Linked DNA regions of Homo sapiens: region 2 is linked to region 1. Evidence: read pairs that join two places in POLR2A ChIA-PET (ENCODE). Cell type or tissue: PC-3. All regions are shown on one strand.

Region 1 (4,000 bases):
ATTTAAGAAAATTTTGAAAAAACTCAAAATTATTTTAAAAATTTAACTATATTATTTAAATAAGGATTTAGTGTTCAAAATCATTAAGTAGCTCACCTTAGGAGGTAGGGGAGGTGGTATTGCACGTTTTGAGGTTGATCTAATACAAAGAAGAAATGCAATTTAGATGATGATAAATGACCGTAACCGAAAACACAGATACTATTAAATATGTATTAAAATCAGTTTCTATACAGAGGATGTAAAAGACAGATCACGATGCAGAGTATAAAATCTTTAGGAAGACCTAAGACCTCACTCATATTGTCAAATTGTATGTCTATAAAATAAAGATTTTAAAAAGTGGACACAAAGTCTTATTTTACTTTTATGGTTATGCTTTGCTATATTTCTTATGTAATAAAAACTAAGTTAACTTCTTGGTTAAAAAACTGATTCAGAATTTTAGAGTTGGGACCCATAGATTCAAGTGGGTATATCATCAAACCTTTTGTTACTCAAAGTAGATCCTCAAACCAGCAGAATTGGCATCATCTGGGAACTTTTCTAAATGCACAGAATCTTCCTTTTAATAAGCTCTCCAGGTCAATAAGTTTGAGAAGCACTTATCTAGTCCACTGGTCCCACACACTTATCCACAGTCATTGCAATCAATTAGGCGGCTTTCAGGATTCTTAGATCCAGTCCCAAAGACTGTATTCTATACCAGAGGTTGGCAAACTTTTTCTATGAAGGGCCAGAGAGTAAATACTGCAGGTTTTGCAAGGCATACAGTGGTTGTAACTATGGAACTCTGCTGTTATAGTGTGAAAGCAGCCATGTACGATACATAAACTAATAAGCATAGTTATATTCTAACAAACTTATTTATGACACTGAAATTTGAATTTCATGTAATTTTCATGTGTAATAAAATATAATTATTCTTTTGATTTCTTTTCAACCATTAAAAATGTATTTACTATTCTTAGTTTGTGGGCTGCCATAGTTTGTTAACTCCAAATGTATAGGCCTAATGTGGGAACCTAGGAATCTGCATTTCTAAAGAGCTCTGTAGGCAATTGCAGTACACAGACAGGTTAGGAACAACTCATGAAGGCCAGCCCCCTCACTTAATTGTAGAGGTAACTATATTGGAGAGATGAACTGGGGCTTTTTAACTCTGTTACAGTATTTTTTCCCATGACATCATGTGACTCACCTTTCAGTATATTATCATTACATAGCATATTCTGATTAAAAACAAAAACAAATAAAAAACCTTAATGATCAATACATGATGCTTTTTGGTAAAACTCAAAAGCTTTACCTTCATTAATGGCATAACTTTTTCAAGAATGCAAATTAAAGCTTATTAGAATAAATCACATGCCCCATACTGTTCTTATGTAATCAAATAAAATATAGTTATTAAATTAGAAAACAACTTACTTGCCAGTATTTGCACCATCAACAAAAGGATTCCACTGTAACATGAAATTTGGGTCTGATGACAATCCCTGTAAAGATAAAAATATAGTTTAAAATGTTACTTTGTAACAGGTATTAACCATTTTATTTGATTCAAGAAAACATTCCAGTGTCATGATTATTAATCATCTTGGCATTCAATCAATTTTTTAATCTCTAGCTAGATTTGCTTTGTCATTTGACATATTTAGGTCAATGACTCATTATCAGTCGACCTGAACTTAAGAAATTCCATAAACATACTAAAGGTAGCTTCAAATGTGACAAACCTTCTTTATCAGTATGTGAGCATATTCCAAAGCAAACAATAAAAGAAAACAACTGAATTATCTACATCATCACTCCATTAGCATGGAAAACTAAATATCATATTACTAAACTGTCATGAATTTACTGGTGCTACTACTTTTCCCTCTTAGCATGGAAACTGGGGTTTTATCATACAGCAACATATTTACAGTAAGAAGAGCACTACTTCCAAACATTAAGGATGAACTCAATAGGCTAGGTTAGGCTAACTCTAATAATATCTTGCTTCATTACTTTTTTCTTTTTATTTATTTATTTATTTTTGAAATGGAGTCTCACACTCTGTCGCCCAGGCTGGATGGAGTGCAGTAGCTTGATCTTGGCTCACTGCAACCTCCACCTCCTGGGTTCAAGCAATTCTCCCTGCCTCAGCCTCCTGAGGAGCTGGGTTTATAGGCACATGCCACCACGCCTGGCTGATTTTTGTATTTTTAGTAAAGACAGGGTTCTGCCATGTTGGCCAGGCTGGTCTGGAACTCCTGACCTCAGGTGATCTGTCTGCCTCAGCCTCCCATAGTACTGAGATTACAGGAGTTGGCCACTGGGCCCGGCCACTTTTTTCATTTTAGATAAGGAAAGAGGTAACTAGATAGTAAATTCAAAATAGCAGCAATGGTTAAAAAAGAAACTATATTAACAAATAAAATATATTTAAAAAATAGTAAGGCAATACAGAATGTAGAATTTACTATAAAACAAACAGAATCAGTTAAAAAAAAAAAGGTCCTAAGAGCTTAAAGCTGAGAATCAAATTCTGCGTATTTAATAACATCATGTAAAACCTTCAAAAGACTAAGGAGGTTAAAATGAATGATTGAAATAGTGTATTACATCGTACTCTAGTAAAAATAAAACTAACTATAAACTTTTAAAAACTTTAATACGGGAAAAATTGTCAAAATTAATGCTTAAAAGAGTATATTACTTTGTTTTCTAATCAAAGTACAACTAACAAAAAAAAAGTTTTCTCAAATCTTAATGTGAAAATAATGCTTTAAAAATGAATTCTTACCATTTCATCTCGTGCTTCTGTTTCTTTTCTCAGAGGAGGTTCAAATTGTAATTTGTCAACTGCAAAATATATAACAGGTATGTACAAACTCAGCATCTCAAAGGGTTGATCTCAGAAATGTAATGACAAGTTTGTATATGGGGTGGGGGAGGGAGAAAGAAGAGGGGAAAGAAGACAAAAAATATGTTATTTTTTGACTACAAGAGTACCCCTTTGTTATGCTTACCAAAAGTAAATAACAAAGTGGGATCTTCCTAACATCTCTACTTAATTCTTGTTTGGAATCAGGAAATTAAACAGTTCTTTTTGTATAAAAGAGATTTTTAAAAATTCATCAAAAATAAATGACTAAGTAAAAACTTTAAGAATTTTCTCTATGCTGTAGACTCTGTTTTGAGACGGTTTAAGCTACAGCTTCATGGCAGAGATGAACTAAGAAAAACTACCTAAAAATTATCTAAAAAGAACAAATGACTTCTGTTCAATTAAATGTCACAATGGCATTCAGGAATCTGATATATTTTGCTAAATATGTATTTTATTTGGCCTAGTCATACTGACTTCAGAGTTATTCAAAATATTCAAAGAGTAACTTCTTTTCTATAAAATATTCTAAAACATAGAAAAGGAGGGTTTATTACTTCCTCATAAAGTATTTAAAATTTAAAAATTCTAAAATCTAATGTGATTAAAAGCCCCCCAAATTTTTTTAAACACTCATACTTGCATCATAGAGATGCAAAATTCCTAAATACAATCTTAGGAAACAAAATATTTTTAAAAAGCGCTTTCAAATAGGATCCAGTTGTCCTTATTCCTAAAAACAAGATTTGTAAAAAGCAAACACAAAGTACTGACATAATTCATCACATTAAACAAAAACAGTATGTCATAAATTTTTCAATAAAAGTTTAGAAGACATTCCATAAAATACAGTATCTACTTTAAAAAATAATCTAAAATAAAAAGTCCTGGGACATTAATGACTTAACGTAATTAAAAAACATCTGAATTCAAGAACTACTACTATTCATAAAGAACCTCTTTAGTCTTTTGAAACAGAGATGAGCTAAAGTTTGTTTTTGTGACAACCAGAAACACTGGCAAGCAGGTCTAGAGCTGCATTTCACATTACATAAAATGTGAAAATAATATATTACTTTTTTGTTGTTGTTGTTGTTGTTGAGATGGAGTCTCACACTCTGTCGC
Region 2 (4,000 bases), 730 kb after region 1:
GAAGTGTTTCTACTATTTCTCTGAGGAATTTAATCAATTCAGTCAAAGCAATCAACAAAACCAGTTGTTTATTATTATACATGCCAAATCATTTAATGACTAACTAGGTTTCTTCAGATTTCACTGACTAGATGTTGAACTGCTGGGATAACATAAACCAACATGCCCAAAAGGCTCTTCAGGTTGCAAGACTTGAGAAAATTCACTAGAGCTAATATTAATGAGTAAAACCCCATCTTCTCTCAATTATTTTACATTAGAAACAAAAACACTCTTGAATTATTAAATGGTCAAAACAACCAGTGAGGCTGTATAATATCATACATTCTTATTAATTTTTTTAAGTTATCTTGCTCTGAGGGGTGACTATATTTTTAAATTTTGCCTCTGGGATCCACTTTATTAGGATATCTTTGTGTTTCTGGGACAGAACAGACCCTGTATGCTCTGCTCGTGGTATAAGCTCACGACTGCTTCTTGATTTGATTTGTGTTACTCTAGAAAGACAAATGAGGAACCAGACTATTTCAGTCTGTGATTCATTCTCAAGTCAAGTGTGGTTCCTGGACCTAGCAGGAGCAGCATGCTCCCGGGAACGTGTTGGAAATGCAAATCCACAAGCCCACCTCAGACCTACCGAAAGTGGCACTTTGGGGATGAGGCGAGCAATATGAGTTCTAACAATCCACCCAGGTGACTCTGATGCATGCTAGGAGGAGGTCTGGCTGACACCACTCCCCATGGTGTATTCTTCGGAAGGGTATTCTGTGGCATATTAACACGTGTCACACAATGAAAGGGTTCCTCATTTGAATACGTTTGGGAAATTCTGAGATAAAAAAGTTAAATAGAGCAAATGGACCACACTCCTCCACAGTTTCCCTATAGGTTATCATATACAGATACCTGTTTAATGTCCCACAAATAGGATATCCCATGCTCTTTCTCCCAAGAGTCTAGTTCTCCATCCCTCTCAGCTATTCAGAGAGAGAAAGAATTCTTCTTTCAGTACAGAGTCCACTTTTTTTCCACCCAAACGTGACTGACAGGGGGAAAATTCAGTGTGGTTTGATGCCTCATTCCCTCTACTGCAAGGCAATCATGATAAGAAATGGGTAACATGTTAAACAAAGTCTGAGTTATTCAGTCTTAAATAATTACCCCTTTGGGACAATATTCAATTTACTCCACATATATATTTGGAGAAAAGACACGTCTTCAAGGACAAAGTCTTGCTACAAACATAGCAAATTCCTAGTACTAAACTGAATGAAAACATCTTGGTCTGAATTATCTATATTTGTATTATTTCAGTGGTTCAGGGCTTTCCCAAAATTAATGTGGGGTCATTTGCTTTCCATCTATCTTCAATGTAAAACCTAACAAGGACTTGCCTACAGAATGGATTCTAGCTTCCACTTTAGCACACAGAAGTAGGTGATGAACCCCAGGGTGGTAGTTTTTCAGTTTCAGTAACTTGCACTGCAAACTCTACCACTAACAACAGGAAGAAGCTGTAGGCAACTTAAATTATACTGGTTTTCCACTAACACAGGGGATACTAAATAAGACTTAAATGAGTTCAAATTACTTCTTCACTTAAGAAAAAAATTTTAATATACTCCAATGCTGTAAAATTTTAGTTTAATTTAATAATGAAAAATAGATAATTTAAAACGTTCATTTTTGGTTAAATATTGTACGCTGGAGAGCAGGAGGACAAGCATGCAGTAAAGGGGATTATTCCAGCCTCTACAGAAACAACATTGCATTTTTTGTTCGCCTTTGCCTGGGTCAAGATATACTCCCATACAACCAAGTACAAACATCTAATGGCCATGTAGAGAAGAAGCTTCCCAAAAACTCAGACCCTAATGAAAGCTGATAAAATCTGGGTGAGACAAAACTTAGAGAATAACTCAAGCATGACTTCAGACTTAAAACCTCTTAAAGGAACACGTCAAATTATGCCAAGTTGCTTGTGCCCAGTTGTAATGAGAACAATTCAGTGCTGTAGGAGAAAGGGCACTAATTTAAGAGTTGTTGGCATGGCAAACAATAGATGATGTCTCATCCCTTTATATCCTATAATAAGTGTGTGTCATCCCAGCCTCTCCTCTAGTTCCTCTGACTCAAATTCATGTATTGTTTAAAAACTTACTAAAATGCACTGAATCAGAGCACTGCAGACAATAAAAATAGAGGCAGTTTTTGACGCCAAGCCAAATAATTTTGGCATTTATTCCCAATATGCATGTAAACAAACTGTCAGGCACCCTTATGTACGAATGGAAAATTATTCATAAAGGGGAATGATGACTGAAGTTCTGAGAACAGTTACCACTGCAGGGAATTAATTCACTGACGCATGTAGTCTGTGGAGGGCTGTTCCTTCATTTAGTGTCACATCACATTAGCAAACATTTCATTTCATGTCGTACACCACTAAACACAAAACTCTATGTAAACCACCATAATTAAAACCCAAGTCTTTCAAAACAAAAACGTTAAGGCTCTCTAATGTTCTGTTTTTTCTTTCTCCATAAAAAAGGAGGGAAAGAGGTAGGATTACTACCTGAAAGCTGGGAGGTCAGACCTTAGAAAATGGCCATCAATAAGGCAGTCACATCTCTTAAATAAGGGGAGTGATGGAGAGATAAAAGCAGTACAACTGGATTTTAAATGTGTTAAAATAAACAAAACAAAACAAAAGTTTTGTTTTGTTTGGATGAGGGGTCATAGATTCTGGTTCATTCTTATAGAAAATCAGAAAATCTAAGTTTTAGTTGTAGCAGAGACCGCTAGATACCCACAACTATGTATCCTCCCCATTCTATAGTCATATGATTTGTAACTGGGTACATGGCCTTCAAATTTGTCTGTATATTCCAGGATCCCTTATAAGCCAAGTGTGGCCTATGACTAACTTGTAGCTGTAGGGATGGATACAGAAAGGATGTGTGCACCTTGCAGGGTGTACCTCTAAAGAGAAGGGGCATGCTCTCCACTTCCCCTTCCTCCTTTTCACTGACTGAAATGTGGATGAACATGTAGATACACGTGAAGGCAGTACCTCAGTGACCAGGACCAGGAAGAAAGGATCCTGGGTTCTAGGACCATTGCGTTGCCATAGGAACCCTGACCACTCACACACAATTTAAAAAACCTATTTTTATAAAGTCATAGTATTAGATTAGCTGTTATTGAAGTCACATGCATATTCTAATAAATACAATATATGTTTGTTAAAAATGAAGGATATAAGTCTTCTAGTCCTGTATAGCAATGGTTGGTAAATTATAGCCATAGGTCAAATCTGGCCAATGCTTGCTTTTGTAAGCAAAGTTTTACTGAAGCACAGCTATGTTCATTCACTTATGTATTGGCTGTTTTCCCACTATAATATCAGAGTTGAGGTGTATCACGAGAACACACTCACTATCGTGAGGACAGCACTAAGCCAGAAGCAATCCACCCTTAAGACCCAAACACCTCCCACCAGGCCCTGCCACCAACATTGGGGATTGCAATTCAACATGAGATTTGATGGGGACATATATTGAAACTATATCATCTACCAAAGAACACAGGCCAAGTTCAATGGAATGAGATCAAGTGCTTGGAAATCACCTAATGAGTATATGGTGTCCACGGTACTCTTACATTTGTTAAACAAAAATTAACTGTATGCTCAAGTATCTTATGAAATTCTTACCACTGGAGAAATACAGAGAAGGGCCCATTATTCCAGTTGTGGGTAAAGGAGAAACACTCATCCTTTGGGGCTACCCAAGGACAGAAATAGTGAAGAGAACTTTAGTCTTTGGGCTTCTCTGGGTGTATTCTGTTTGTGTGCAGCCCAAGGGAGCCTACTATATTTTTATTACTCACTCCAGTCTTGGTCATACCTTCTTTCTGGGGCATTTGGTGGACTGTCTCTCATTGCCAGCACCTGTTACGACGTCATGCACCTCAGCCTCAACTACTTTTCCACAAGACT

Evidence for each region. ChIA-PET counts read pairs that join two places held together with the same protein. Peaks named below come from ENCODE experiments on the same cell type or tissue, not always from the same donor. Only the 100,000 strongest peaks of a DNase experiment are listed, where the experiment ranks them.
Region 2: POLR2A ChIA-PET joins it to region 1 with 7 read pairs; 1 of 35 experiments calls an interaction of 5 or more read pairs at or near these places.

Annotation. Positions count from the first base shown.
Region 1 is chr14:50,445,983-50,449,982 of GRCh38, forward strand. MAP4K5 (mitogen-activated protein kinase kinase kinase kinase 5) reads right to left here. Exons shown (of 33, transcript NM_006575.6): 15 at 2,792-2,850; 16 at 1,432-1,499; 17 at 97-139. Among named protein-coding and RNA genes, the nearest start is that of CDKL1, 51 kb to the left of the region's middle. In PC-3, no CTCF peak of the experiment used is centred here; a DNase peak (open chromatin) is centred at 1,699; H3K27ac peaks cover 1,502 bases.
Region 2 is chr14:51,180,147-51,184,146 of GRCh38, forward strand. No RefSeq gene overlaps it. Among named protein-coding and RNA genes, the nearest start is that of TMX1, 58 kb to the right of the region's middle. In PC-3, no CTCF peak of the experiment used is centred here; a DNase peak (open chromatin) is centred at 2,155; H3K4me3 peaks cover 540 bases; H3K27ac peaks cover 1,919 bases.